2 separate regions of the Homo sapiens genome follow, and region 2 is linked to region 1. The links are chromatin contacts, found by Hi-C or POLR2A ChIA-PET in ENCODE. All regions are on one chromosome and are shown on one strand. Each heading gives the region's core, a stretch centred on a gene start or an enhancer-like site at or near the end of the contact. The rest is flanking DNA. Distances are from core to core; before and after follow the strand shown.

Region 1 (7,510 bases), core at 4,239-6,738:
GTGGTTTCACAGGTCCCTTTTCCTGTTACTCTATTAAAGCTGCTCCTATGAAGATCACCAATAAGTTCCATAGTGTCATGTCCAATATAGACAATTCTCATTTCTTATTTTACCCATCAGAAAATTTTGACATAACTTATCACTTCTTCATTCATGCAACAGTAGGGACCAAGAGAAACTTCCCCTTCAGCCACTGAAAGTTTGCTAAAAAAATCAACCCACAAAAGGCAGATTGATTGGAGACAAGGCAAATTGTATAAATGTGTACACAGGGAGAATCACAGGGTGATTACACAACCTCCAACAGGGTTAAGAAGCTTATATACCACCCTGGCAAAATAGGCTATGGGAGGGAGTAGAAGAGGAATTCTATTGAGGGGATTACTAGGGAGAATGAATGGATCAGGGAACAGAGATGAACATGAACATTACCCTGTCAAAGGGTGTGTTCAAGCATGGTTACATTCTTGGTTTTTCAGGGAGGAGAAGAGACAGTTGTTTCTTTTAATGGGTCTGGATCTTAGGTTAAAAAAAAACGTTAACTTCATCTTTGGAAGACTCAGTTGGCAGGGGGTGGTGCCAGCGAGACCTTGAGGCTTCTTCAGTTTAACATGTCAAAACATATTTTGGGGTAGCAGTTTCTGAACCCCAACTAAATAACTTTCTTTACTTGGCTTCTAGGATTCCACCCTCTGATTCTATTTCTTTCTTTGTCACTCCTCATACTCTTCTGCTGGATCTATCTCATCTTCTTAACAATTCAATATGAGAGGATCTAGAGCTCAATTGTATGATGACTTTTTCTCTGACTCACTTCTTGGGAGACTTTTTTTTTTTTTTGAGATGGAGTTTTGCTTTCCCCCAGGCTGGAGTGAAGTGGGGCAATCTTGGCCCACTGCAACCTCTGCCCCCCGGGTTCAAGCGATTCTCCTGCCTCAGCCTCCCGAGTAGCCAGGATTATAGGCGCCTGCCACCATACCCCAATAATTTTTATATTTTTAGTAGAGACGGGGTTTCGCCACGTTAGCCAGGCTGGTTTCAAACTCCAGACCTCAGGTGATCCACCAGCCTCGGACTCCCAAAGTGCTAGGATTACAGGGGTGAACCACTGTGCTCGGCCTTCTTGGGAGATCTCTTCCAATCTTGTGGCTTTAAATATTCTATACAGTCTCAAATGTAACTATCTATCTCCAACACCTTCCCTGAATTCCAGGCTGCTTACTTGACATCTACACTCAGATATCTGTCTAGGACATCTCTCGAAGTTAACATTCAAAACCAAATGCCATGCCATAGTTTTTGTTGTTCTTGTTTTTGTTGTTGTTCTTGTTGTTGTTGTTGAGACGGGAGTTTCACTCTTGTTGCCCAGGCTGGAGTGCAATAGTGCGATCTTGGCTCACCGCACCCTCCACCTCCGGGTTCAAGTGATTCTCCTGCCTCGGCCCCCTCAGTAGCTGGGATTACAGACATGCACCGCCACAGCCAGCTAATTTCGTATTTTTAGTAGAGATGGGGTTTCTCCACGTTGGTCAGGCTGGTCTCGATCTCCCAACCTCAGGTGATCCGCACACCTTGGCTTCCCAAAGTGCTGGGATTACAGGTTTGAGCCACAGTTTTCAATTAAAAACTTCTCCTTTCTGGCCAGGCATGGTGGCTCACGCCTGTAATCCCAGCACTTTGGGAGGCCAATGCGGGTGGATCACAAGGTCAGGAGATCGAGACCATCCTGGCTAACACGGTGAAACCCCATCTCTGCTAAAAATACAAAAAATTAGCTGGGCGTGGTGTCAGGCGCCTGTAGTCCCAGCTACTTGGGAGGCTGAGGCAGGAGAATGGCGTGAACCCGGGAGGCGGAGCTTGCAGTGAGCAGAGATCACACCACTGCACTCCAGTCTGGGCGACAGAGCGAGACTTCGTCACAAAAAACAAAACAAACAAAAAAAAAACTGCTCCTTTCCAAAATTCCCTATCTCAGTAAATAGCACCAGCAAGGCCCTGCTGTTCGGGATACACATTTTGGAGCAACATCTATGCCTCTCTTTCTCTTATATCCCATCTGCAAATGTTGTCAACTCAGCCTTCAATATATGGTACCAAGCCCAACTCATCTTCCCCTCTCCACCATCCCCACCTTAGCCCAAACCATCATCACCATCTCTCTGCTTCCAATTGCCTCTCTGTAGTCTCTTTCCCACACAGCAAGAGTGACCCATTTAAACATAAATCAGATTGTTACCTCTGCTCATTACCTCTCTGCTCGAAGTCCTCCAATGGTTCCCACCCTTCTCAGAAAAATCTTTGCCACGAATTACGAGGCTGTACGTCTGGACAGGTTCCAGAGTTTTCCTTAGACTTTGCAAAAGTTATCTTAGAGCTGTCTCATTGTGCTGGGTGCAAATTTTGTTTTAAAGAGAAAGTTATCACATATTTTCTCAAAGAAGCATCTCTGAAGGCATGTAATATGTTTGAAATACTTATCTCATCATTAAAGCTTTAGTAAAATGAAAAATCTACCAGCCATGTTCTCTATACTCAGCGATTTTCCAGACTTCAACGCCCTGGAAGCAATGATTAAAGTTTTTCTTTGCCTTCAATTATCTGAAGGGTTGGGCTGCCCCTCCACACCTGTGGGCATTTCTCATCAGGTAGAATGAGAGACTTGGAAAAGAAAGAGACACACAGACAAAGTATAGAGAAAGAAAAATGGGCCCGGGGGACTGGCGCTCAGCATACAGAGGACCCGCGCCGGCACCGGCCTCTGAGTTCCCCTAGTATTTATTGATCATTATCAGGTGTTTCCTGGAGAGGGGGATGTGGCAGGACAATAGGATGATAGTGGAGAGAAGGTCAGCAGGTAAACACGTGAACAAATGTCTCTGCATCATAAACAAGGTAAAGAAAAAAGTGCTGTGCTTTTGATGTGCATATACATAAACATCTCAATGCCTTAAAGAGCAGTATTGCTGCCAGCATGTCCCACCTCCAGCCCTACGGCGGTTTTCCCCTATCTCAGTAGATGGAATATACAATCGGGCTTTACACTGAGACATTCCATTGCCCAGGGACAAGCAGGAGACAGATGCCTTACTCTTATCTCAAATGCAAAGAGGCGTTCCTTCCTCTTTCACTAATCCTCCTCAGCACAGACCCTTTACGGGTGTCGGGCTGGGGGACGGTCAGGTCTTTCCCCTCCCACGAGGCCATATTTCAGACTATCACATGGGGAGAAACCTTGGACAATACCTGGCTTTCCCAGGCAGAGGTCCCTGCGACCTTCTGCAGTGTTTTGTGTCTCTGGGTACTTGAGATTAGGGAGTGGTGATGACTCTTAACAAGCATGCTGCCTTCGAGCATTTGTTTAACAAAGCACATCCTGCACAGCCCTTAATCATTTAACTCTGAGGTGACATAGCACATGTTTCAGGGAGCACAGGGTTGGGGGTAGGGTTACAGATTAACAGCATCTCAAGGCAGAAGAATTGTTCTTAGTACAGAACAAAATGGAGTCTCTTATGTCTACTTCTTTCTACACAGACACAGTAACAATCTGATCTCTCTTTCTTTTCCCCACATTATCAAGTCAAACATCCTCTCTTCTGTGAAGGCTTCTCTTTGTGCACTGCCCTCCTACTCCATCCCCAGTCCCAGTACCCTGCAGAATAAAATGTTTCTATCTCTGTCTCCTTAGCTTTGTGTCCATACATAGATATTGAAAGGAAGTCTGTGGAACTTGTGTCTGCCTTGTATTACTACTGTGGAAGGGACAATAAATTTATTAACTCATATTTTTAAAATATGCATACATACTGTATTTAACCTAAGACTTTTTTCATATTTTAAAGACTGGAATTGAGATATGTCTTTCAATCTACATGTTTAGAAAGCATAACTTATCAGTTTTTTTTTCTTTCTTGGTGGTACATAAAATAATGGTACCTTAAAATTGATGCTATCTTACATTTTATTAAATATGGAATAGAAATCTTATGTGTCTGTGCTCCTCATTCTTTATAGCAAAAGTTTAATACATGACATCATTCCATATGACAGTTGATTATTTTTGCCACTACTGGGGCTCAAACCATAATACCCCAAAATATGATGTTTTGGCATGCTGAGTCTTTGGGGTTTGTTTGTTTTGAGATGGGAGTCTCACTCTGTCGTACAGGCTGGAATGCAGTACAGGCTGGAATGCAATGGCATGATCTGGGCTCGCTGCAACCTCCACCTCCTGGATTCCAGCAATTCTTATGCCTCAGCCTTACAAGTAGCTGGGATTACAGGCACCTGCAACCACACCCGGCTAATTTTTGTATTTTTAGTAGAGACGGGTTTTGCCATGTTGGCCAGGCTGGTCCTGAACTCCTAACCTCAAGTGGTCCACAACATTGGCCTCCCAAAGTGCTTGGCTCCCAAAGTGCTGGATTACAGGCATGAGGCACCACGCCCGGTGGCATGTTGAGTCTTTGAATTAAAGGAAATTAAAAGGGTCTCAGAAAGAAGCCTAAAAATCAAGGCCTCTCTCTCTCACCTTCCCCCTTCCTTTTGTCTCTCTGATACTCTTACTTTTTCCAAGCACCTGAAGGGGCTCTCTTTTCCTGCACAGCCAGATAAGGAATTTCCTTATCTGACAGAGAAAACTCTTTTCCAAAGAAATGCAATTGTCTTAAAACCCGTTCCTTAGGAATCGCATTAAATAATCAGAAGAGATTAATCACCCAGAGAAGAGACAAAAACTGAAAGTCATAGCCACACTGAGACTTTTCATAGATACTTCTGAGGGTAGCTCCAAGAGATTACCTGGGAAACTTTACCTGTATAATAGGACAATTTTTGTTCAGAGTGAAGTTTCACAGCTTGTCCACAAGCGATTGTTTGTACTTCTGTCCCACTGAATGTCCAAGGAGAATCATTTGCAAACCACTGTCTGGCTTTCGGGCCCATTCATACCTATCTCCCTCTACTCAACAAAGAAGGGTATACAAGCATCTGGACCTTAATTGAGTTATTGAGTAATCACTCTTCTGTGATTTTTCCCTATGCACGTTAAGCAAATTTTGTATGCCTTTTTCTCCTGCTAATCTGTCTACTTAGTTCATTCCAGCAACTTTCAGAGGGCAAAAGTAGGAGCTTTCCCTCTTGCTCCCTACACCACGTTAAATTTAAATATAAATTAAATGATGTGGGAATGGGTAACCTGCTCATTTCCAAACTGCAATTTTCATAGGTATGAAAATTCTCCACAAACTACAAAACCATGACACTCCAAGCGCCCAAGAACCTAGGTTGGACAGCTCACTTAGTGCAGGTAAACGTGCTCCACCCATCTCCCAGCCCGCCTGCCCCCTCACTTAGGTACAGGTGCAGGTACAGGTAGGCAAGCAAACGTCTATTGGCTGTGGACTTAACAGGCTCGCCCACAGGTACCTTCCGAGCATGCGTGGGGAAGTAGCACGCAGGCGCGGCACGCCCCGCGCATGCCTGGTGCACAGAGTCTGCAGGTCGGGCGGTAGCGACAGGTCAGAGCTGCGGCCTGAGCAGCCAGCGTCCGGCATGAAGGTCTGGGGTCTGGCTGCTGCCTGCTTCTTGCTCCAGCACCATGGAATGCCTGCGCAGTTTACCCTGCCTCCTGCCCCGCGCGATGAGACTTCCCCGGCGGACGCTGTGTGCCCTGGCCTTGGACGTGACCTCTGTGGGTCCTCCCGTTGCTGCCTGCGGCCGCCGAGCCAACCTGATTGGAAGGAGCCGAGCGGCGCAGCTTTGCGGGCCCGACCGGCTCCGCGTGGCAGGTACTGCCCTTCCCCGGCAACAGCCTTGGGACGCTGGTCTTGCAGTGACCTTAGACTGCTGCCCCAGCCGTCCGGCGCGGCGCGCCTGTTGCTCCGCGCCCTCCGCAGGCCTCGGCCTCCCGCGTGTCCTGTGAGCTTGCACAGGCCCGCGGGCCGAGCTGCGTCCCACTCGCTCAGAATGCGACCTTGCTATGTGCGCTGTGCCCTGCCGGGGTCCCAGCGGCCAACCCTCTGCCTTCTCCTCCACCGCCCTTGCTGCAGATTATGTAACCATAGGAACAACCTAGGAATCGTTTACAGACCGTGATCACGTTAGTTAACACCCGCTTAAGTGCTCTTGTAAGAGGTTTTTTCTGTGTTGTTTTTGAGACAGGGTCTTACTATGTTGCCCAGGCTGGACTCAAACTCCTTGCCTCGAGCCATCCTAACGCATTAGCCTCGCAAAGCGCTGGGATTACAGGCGTGAGCCACCACACCTGGCCGAGAGGTGTTTTTAAACAAGGATTTCATCTGTTCGGAAGTCATAAGTATAAATTAATACTTCCCTGTTTTCTGTTTCTTCGTTATGGACACATTTATACAGTTGTCCAGTTGCACGGAGATTGGGGACGCACCTAGAAGTGAGGCTAAAGACTGAGTTGTTTCTGAGAACGACTTACTTTCAACTACAGTACTCTATAAGTAAACAGCCAGGGAGATCGGATTGAGAAAAAAAAATCTTATTTGCTGTTTATTTTTTCACCAAATGTTGAAGCATGGTGAAAAGTTAAGATTTTCACAAATGTGAGTGCAAATATTTGAGGAATAAAAGGTATTGAAATGAATGACTTTATTAAGAACATAGCAGTGTCCTCAAATATGTTTTCTCAATTGTGCTCTCAAAAGCCTCCCAAAGTAACTCCTCGTCAGCACCTCATTCTCCACTTATTGGAGAGGCTAAGTTGGGTTACATGCTCTGCACCCTCAATTGATAATGCTTGGGAATCCAGTTTCAGCAAGTTGGAGGAAACTTTTAGGACAAGCATTGACGTTCACAATCTCAATCCCGGTTACACTCTAATTTGTGACATTAAAACATTGAAAGGCATTTGTAATCAGCAAATGCCTTTTACCTTTATTCATCTTACCCTTATAGTGATAATTTGTATTTTGTAAAAGGGAAATGAAACTTCAGATACTAACAAATTACAACAATCATTACGTGTATGTAGTAGAAAAAAGATCAGAAATAGGTTTTTTTTTCTACAGTCTCTGGAATCAGTGTAATTACTTTGGAAGCACAAAACAGTGTCCTCTGTCAGTCATTAAATGTACTTGATTATACTTCACCGCTCACTTCGACTCAGTCTAATCACGTTTTAAATAGACAATTTTAAAATAAAGATTTGTCATTTCAGCTCAGTGGGGGTATTTCATAAGTATTCACTATAAAGGATATCTGTAGAAAAGAAGTAAAATCATAGGTTTCATAATTTATGAGCCAGTCAACTGGAATGCTTGAAAGATCAGGTGGTACTTAGGACCTATGTTTTCTAAAATGTATCTACTACCAAATGTGCATGAAGAGTCTTTTAAATTATGCGAAAAGGAAGACCAGACATTTTCTTAAATCTCAGAACACGATGTTGCACATTTGTTCATCCAACTCTGAGATATCAGTAATAATTAGAAAGGTAAAAGGGTGATTGGAATCCATCAGTTATTTTAATGCCTCACCTAAG
Region 2 (7,119 bases), core at 434-2,933, 89 kb before region 1:
ACATATGCATTCAGATGGCCTGAAGCAACTGAAGAACCACAAAAGAAGTGAAAATAGCCAGTTCCTGCCTTAACTGATGACATTCCACCATTGTGATTTGTTCCTGCCCCACCCTAACTGACCAATTGACCTTGTGACATTCCTTCTCCTGGACAGTGAGTCTCAGGAGCTCCCCACCGAGCACCTTGTGACCCCCACCCCCGCCTGCAAGAGAACAACTCCCCTTAACTGCAATTTTCCACTACCTACCCAAATCCTGTAAAACTGCCTCACCCCATCTCCCTTTGCTGACTCCTTTTTCGGACTCAGTCTGACTGCACCCAGGTGATTAAAAAGCTTTATTGCTCACACAAAGCCTGTTTGGTGGTCTCTTCACATGGACACGTAACACCTCAGTGGAATGAAAATTAAAATCTGTTAATCCCAGTAACTTCTAGAAATTCCATAATCCAGGGATGGTGGCAAAATCAGGCCAGCCACGGAAATATTTTGGAAAGAATCTCTTTACCGGCATTGTTATATAATAATATTTTTTTTTAAATTCCAATTGCACTAACCAGTGAGAAACTAGTTAGAGAATATGTCTTTAATTATAACGAACAAGCTGTCTGGAACATTCCCAGAAGGGTCCAGTTAGTTTCTATGAGCTGATGAAACCACTCATCTCTACCTGGGTCCTATTGGTCCCCATGTTGCTGTACCCAGTACACAGGCTGATTTCCAAAGGAAAGGTTAGGGCTTATCTGTCAAGTGTGGATTATCATTCCTTATTCAGATGGCTATTTTCCTCCCAATAATGGATACCATAGCATCGGTTTGCATATTTTGCCTTTTGTACTGTGATCTAAATGAATACCTCCATTCACTGAGACAGGAAAACAACTCAAACCAAATTAACAAACAAACAGATGATATGCTATTCAAAACAAAGCAAAGTAAAATATTTCTTTTTTAACCTAAAAATGACCCAGAAGATAAGATACCCATCATAAGTAATACCTTCTTTGGAAAACTCTTCAATGTAAGTATATATTAAGTAAATGTTTATATTCCTAAGTCTTCTCAGGAAATTTTGATGCTTCAAATCAGTTTTCATACCACAAATTTTTAAGCTATTGAAATTCTGGTTTGATTTTTCTCTTTATTGTTTTCTGTGGAATATATCACCACAGAAATATTTCCACAGATGATCCTAAGCATTCTGAATATATAATGTTAAGCCTCAAGTGTACTAACTTATTCTAAAAATAATTATTTGCAATGGGCACTTACAAGAAAATAAATGTTACTTGAATACTTGTTAAGGTATTCACAAGTAAATGCCCATGGGTTTCCCTAATGCTATGCTTAAGAGAATAATATGGCCCCCATAAAGTTAAAAAATAACCAATTAACTCAAGAGAATTCTCAGAAGTCTACAGGAACTGCCACTAAGCAAGCACTGGGGAAAAAAAAAATAAAAGTATTTGGGGATTGTTTGTCTTTTCTTTTGTATTCTTTCTTAACTTACTACACCATACTTAGATTTCACCATTGCCATTTTTTGTTTTTGTTTTATTTTCCCAAATGGGATTTTGGTTATCAAACATATCTAGGCAGTGGAATGTAAATTTTCCACTAGGAATGCAGAGCAGCTGACAGTGTGTACATAACAATGCAAGATAAAAGTGAGCAATGCTGAGTATGCAGCGGGCAGCCCGTGTGGGCGGGTGCAGCTTCCACCTGCAAGGAAATAAGTCATTTAGCCCCCAGGATTCCCACTGGAGAATGTGCCAACTGTACATGATCTACATTCAGTCCTTCAGAAATACTATGAAAGCTGTGAACCCACCAACAGATGGCAAGAAAAGGGAAGCTAACATTTTTGGCAAATATTAGTTTTTCACCCACAATGTGCTGGCTTTATGATCTCTTCAGAGGATTCAGCAGAGGAGGACAGACGGGGTCCCCACTCTCACTGAGCTTACAGGGATGGCAGACAGTAAAGGGGTAAAGGGAAGAATAAGGTGGTGCAGCTTATTCAGGAGCACTGGACTGGGAGTCAGCTCCTAGCCCTAGAAGCGCAGCTCCTCACTGAGTTTCCGGAGGCAGTCACTTCACCAATATGGGTGACTTGCATACTCAGCTACAGGATGAGGGCACTGCATTTCAGCAATCTCTCCAAGTTCTCACATTCTCCAAAAATACTAAAGTGTTATTAAAATACAAGTTATTTCAAACAAAAATAGAGCTTTTAAAATTAAACTATTAAAAATATGAGCCAGGCATGGTGGCTCATGCCTGTAATCCCAGCACCTTGGGAGGCCAAGGCAAGAGAATCACTTGAAGCTCAGAGTTCGAGACCAGTCTGGGCAACATAGTGAGACCTTGTTTCTACAAAAAGGTTTAAAATTAGCTAGGTGCAGTGGCTCATTCCTATAATCCCAGCTACTCAGGAGGCTGAGGTGGGAGGATTGCCTGAGCCTAGGCGTTCCAGGTTGAAATGAGCTATGATCATGCTACTCTATATATTCCAGTCTGGGCAACAGAGCAAGACGTTGTCTCAAAAAAAACAAAAACAAAAACAAAAAAGCACTAAAATTAAAACTAAAAATATGGCCTTACTAACCCTAAATGTCAAACAATTGCTAAGGCAATAGGAACCTCCAAAATGGAACAAATCATCATTATGAACATCAATGGAATCCGATATAGGAATCTTCTCATAACTGTTTAAAAAAATGAACATTGACTAGATCAGCTAGGTTTTTAATATAATAACCTATAAACTTCAGTTTCAATTGCTTACTAGATGCCACATTTCACAAGGCAAACGTGATAGTAATTAAATTTGAATAAGTGTCAGTGTTGGAAAAAAGTCCGGAAGATCAGAAACCCTTCCTAACAGGGTCACAACTGTTCAGCAACAGACCAATGATGCTGCTAACTTGCATTGTTCTAGGTGGTTTCAAGGTAGAGAAACGTGTCCTGTCCTTAACCAAAACTGATATACTAGTGCTAAGTGCTTGAGATCTTTCAAAAGAAATATATTTTTCTTGTAATAGGACTAAAACCTAAATTTAAGAATCTGAGCATGTTTCCCACTCAAATTAATCCTGCCTCAGCAGTTCATGTCCGTTTTCCCCATTGCTATATAATAGCTATACCTCTCTGATAGATATACTAGTGGAATACACTTTGATTTCCAAAAACACACTTTAAGGGCAATGTTCCAGGATGGAAAATGATATTGATCTTTGCTTTTTTTTTTTTTTTAAATAACCAGCCCCATAAATAGTCCCAGATAATGCATGTTTCTGTAGCTCCTTAGCGAAGCACTTACACCTTAAGGAACCTCCTAGAACCAAGTCGTCCACACCAGCCACCAGCCTTTACTGCAGTGGTTGAGGACATCTGAAGAACCCCAATGCAGAGAAGAAAGCCTTCCATACATGATACTCCCCTTCCAAAGGAAGAGACAGGCCCTAAGAGGCACCCCACATTCTGAAATCAGAAGCTGTCTACAGTAAATCGTCTATGTACCTCCTAGTTTATTTACTATCCACAGAGAGGGCTCATTCATTCAATGACATCTATCAGTCATCTACTGTGTGACAGGCACTGGACTAAGTGTTGAGTATTTGTTGGTAAATAAAATAGTCAAGACCCCTGCCTTCATGAAGCCCACAAAATAACAGAGAGGGTTAGTGATACACAAAAAAATAAGAAATCAAACCAAAAAAATACTTTGGGAGCAGAAAGGAGGCTGGAGTAGCTGGAGTGCAGTAGGGAGAAGGAGGAAAGGACAGGCTGGCGGGCACAATGCAGGGCCTCCTACACCAAAGAAAGAAGGCTAAGTTTCAGCCTAAGCATAATTAGACTCCACTGCAGATTTTTATAAACATCACCCCAGCTGCCACATGGAGAAGAGACTGCAGAAAGCAAGAATGGAAGCAAGGAGACCAAAAAGGAGGCTGGTGAGTTATCCAAGTCAGAGATGGTGGTAGCTTTTCCTGGGGGATGACTGAGGAAAAAAAGAAAAGTGGGTGAAGCCTAGATACATGTTTGCAGTAGAAGCTGGAACTTGCTGAAAGAAGTTTGTGGCTAGTAAGCGAAGGAGACCTGGAACAGTCAGGTGGACAGTGATGCTGTCTACTGGGACAGAGAACATTTGCACTTGCTGTGGATCCAGAGTTCAGTCTTGGACATTACATCTGAGATGCCTATGAGACCTCCAGATAGAGGTGCCATTCATGCAGGCAGGCTGGGGCTCCATGAAGTCAGGGCTAGAGACACAGATGTGGGAGTAATCAGCATACTGATCATATTTAAAGCCATGAAAATGAAAGTGTTCAGCAACGAAGAGAGTAGAAAGCAAAGAAAATGGTTCAGGACCAAGCTTTGGGGTTGGGTAATGGAGGAGAAAAAAATTCCAGAGGACTCAGGAGAAAAGTGGACAGGGAGGTAGGAGAGTGCAATGGTAAGGGGTAAACCAAGAGAGCGAACCATTTCAGAAGCTAAGAGAGAAGGATCAGCTGTATGGATGCCACTAATGGAAATATTAAGATAAACGAGTAAGAAACAAATGCCTAAATACTGCCAAATTCAGAGTGCTTTAAGAAAACCTGAAGTTTTACATATTCTACAGGTTATTCAAAAATCATTTATCCAATGCTGAGAAATTTGAGGCAAAACTACCTTACTGATAACATTTTAAATTAATATGTTTTTTCAAAACTCTGTAGAATTAGGTATTCAGAGGCATAAAATGTGTTATATCCTTTGACAGTAAATGTCTGCCTGATTTATCCTGATAAAATAATTAAGATGTGGAAAAAAGCTATATACTTAAAGATGATGACTCAAACAATAGAAATTTTCTAAATACAATTGTATTAAGTAACTTATGACATCAGCTCAATAAAACAGTATATATTGCTATCAAAAATGATGACAAAGACGATGCAAGTATGAAAAATACAAGGAAAACAATATAAGAGAAAAATAATGAAAAAAGCTTTGTATAAAATATTCCATGATTACAACTCTGTATATACATATGTGTATATACATATATATGTAGAGAGAGAGAGAGAGAGACAAATTTGACTTCGTAAAAACAAAAAGCTATTTTTCCATGGCAAAAACACTACATATATGCACACATACATGCATACATCTGTATTTACAGATGTATGTATGGAGAAAAACTGAAAGATAATTTTAAAATATGAAATCCAATTGTTTGAATGTTAGACTCAGGGACAATATATTTTTCATTTTTTAAAAACTATACTTATTCTAAACTACAATTTTGATAATTTTTAAACCATAATTTTAAAAATTAATTTTAGCAGGGTGGTACTTGTGCATAGACAAATAGACCAGAGGAATAGACTAGAAAGCCCAGAAACAGACCAAAGGAAGTACATATGGAAATTTAGTATATGATGAAGTTGGCATTTCAAATCACTGGAGCAAAGATAAACTTTCAATAAATGGCTTTGGGACAGTGGGGTAGCCTAGGCATCTCTGGAAAAAGAGAAAATTCGATCCATATCTTATACTATAGACAAGAATGAACTCCAAATGGAATAGTAATATAAAAGTACAAAATGAAATCATACAAGTACTAAAAGAAAACATGGGTGAATTCCTCTTTAGCCTTGGTAAAGACAAAGACTTTCTAATTATGACTCCATATCCAGAGGCAATAAGCTGGATAAATTTGACTAACATAAAAACAAAAAATCATTTTTCCATGACAAAAAAAGCACCATAAGCAAAGTCATAAGACAATTGACAAACTAGAAGAAAATATTCACAACCTATATCAGAGATAAAGCATAAATATCCTTAATGTAAAAAGAACTCTTTATACAAATAAAAAAAAAACTCTTTATACTCTGATAGAAAAAATGAAAGGACAAGAACAGGCAATTCATGTTTTTAAAAAAAATCTAAAAATTGATCTTTACACATATAAAAAATGTTCGAACTTGTAACTAGAGAAATGCAAATTAGAACAACACCAAGATACCATTTCTCACCTACTAGATGGCAAACAATGAAAAAGTAAGGCAACATATTTGTTTTTTAAGACAGTAGAAACAGACACTCCCATACATTGATGATAGGAACACGAATTGGCACAAAGCTTCCAGAGGGGAATTTAGCAATGTCTAACAAAACTACATATTCCCCCATCTTTTGGCCCAGCAATGCCACTTCTATAAATCTACTCTAAATATATACCTCCAACAAATGAGACAAAAATACATATTCACAGTTTTATTCATTGTAGTATTATTTATAATTCCAAAATATTAGAAACAACCTAAATGTCCATACATAGGAGAGTGCTTAAATATAGCACATCCATACGATGGAGGGCTCTGAAGTTGCAGTAAGGTGTGAGAAAGATCTTTACATACCAATATGGAGAGGTTTCCAAGACATACTGGGTTTTTTGTTGTTGTTGTTAGTTTTTTTAGTTGTTTTTTGTATAAATTTAAGTGGTACAAGTGCATTTTTATTACACGGATATATTGCATAGTGGTGAAGTTTGGACTTTTAGTGTATCCATCACTGGAATAATGTACAATGTATCCACTAAGTAATTTCTCATCATTCATCCCCTTCTGCTCCAGCATCCTTCTGAGTCTCTAATGTCTATCATTCCACATTCTATGTCCATTTGTACACATTATTTAGGTCCCACTTATAAGTGGGAATATGCACTTCCTATGTCTTCCTGTGTCTGAGTAGTTACGCTTAAGATAATGGCTTCCAGTTCCATCCATGTTGCGGCAAAAGACATAATTTCATTCTTTTTAACAGCTGAATAATATTCCGTTTTATATACGTACGTGTGTGTGTGTGTGTGTGTATTATATCACATTTTCTGTATCCAGTTATCTGTTGATGGACACTTAGGTTGAGTCCATATCTCTGCTATTGTGAATAGTGCTGAGATAAACATATGAGTGCAGGTATCTTTTTTGATGTAATGATTTCTTTCCTCTGGGTAGATACCCAGTAGTGGGACTGCCAGACTGAATGGTAGTTCTATTTTTAGTTCTTTGAGAAATCTCCATTATTTTCCACAGCAGTTGTACTAATTTACATTCCCACCAACAG

The links. Hi-C counts contacts between places; a loop is a spot of excess contacts on that map. ChIA-PET counts read pairs that join two places held with the same protein, here RNA polymerase II (POLR2A). Pooled maps may share reads with other maps.
Region 2: a loop to region 1 is called in a pooled map, with 2.0 times the contacts of the local background. The contact joins the enhancer-like site here to the promoter of MRS2 in region 1. A Hi-C loop is called at or near these places in 1 of 50 pooled maps. POLR2A ChIA-PET finds 5 or more read pairs at or near these places in 4 of 52 experiments (Caco-2, HEK293, OCI-LY7 and 1 more).

What each region holds. Positions count from the first base shown.
Region 1 is chr6:24,397,448-24,404,957 of GRCh38, forward strand. MRS2 (magnesium transporter MRS2) reads left to right here and starts at 5,489. Exons shown (of 11, transcript NM_020662.4): 1 at 5,489-5,789. The coding sequence starts at 5,600. RefSeq lists enhancers at 2,446-3,181, 3,182-3,917, 6,126-6,860 and silencers at 2,894-3,188, 4,074-4,368.
Region 2 is chr6:24,311,933-24,319,051 of GRCh38, forward strand. All of the region lies in intron 2 of DCDC2 (doublecortin domain containing 2), which reads right to left. Among named protein-coding and RNA genes, the nearest start is that of KAAG1, 41 kb to the right of the region's middle. Within about 2 kb of position 1,684, at least 2 of the 41 ENCODE cell types and tissues checked have a DNase peak (open chromatin) inside an H3K27ac peak, as active enhancers do.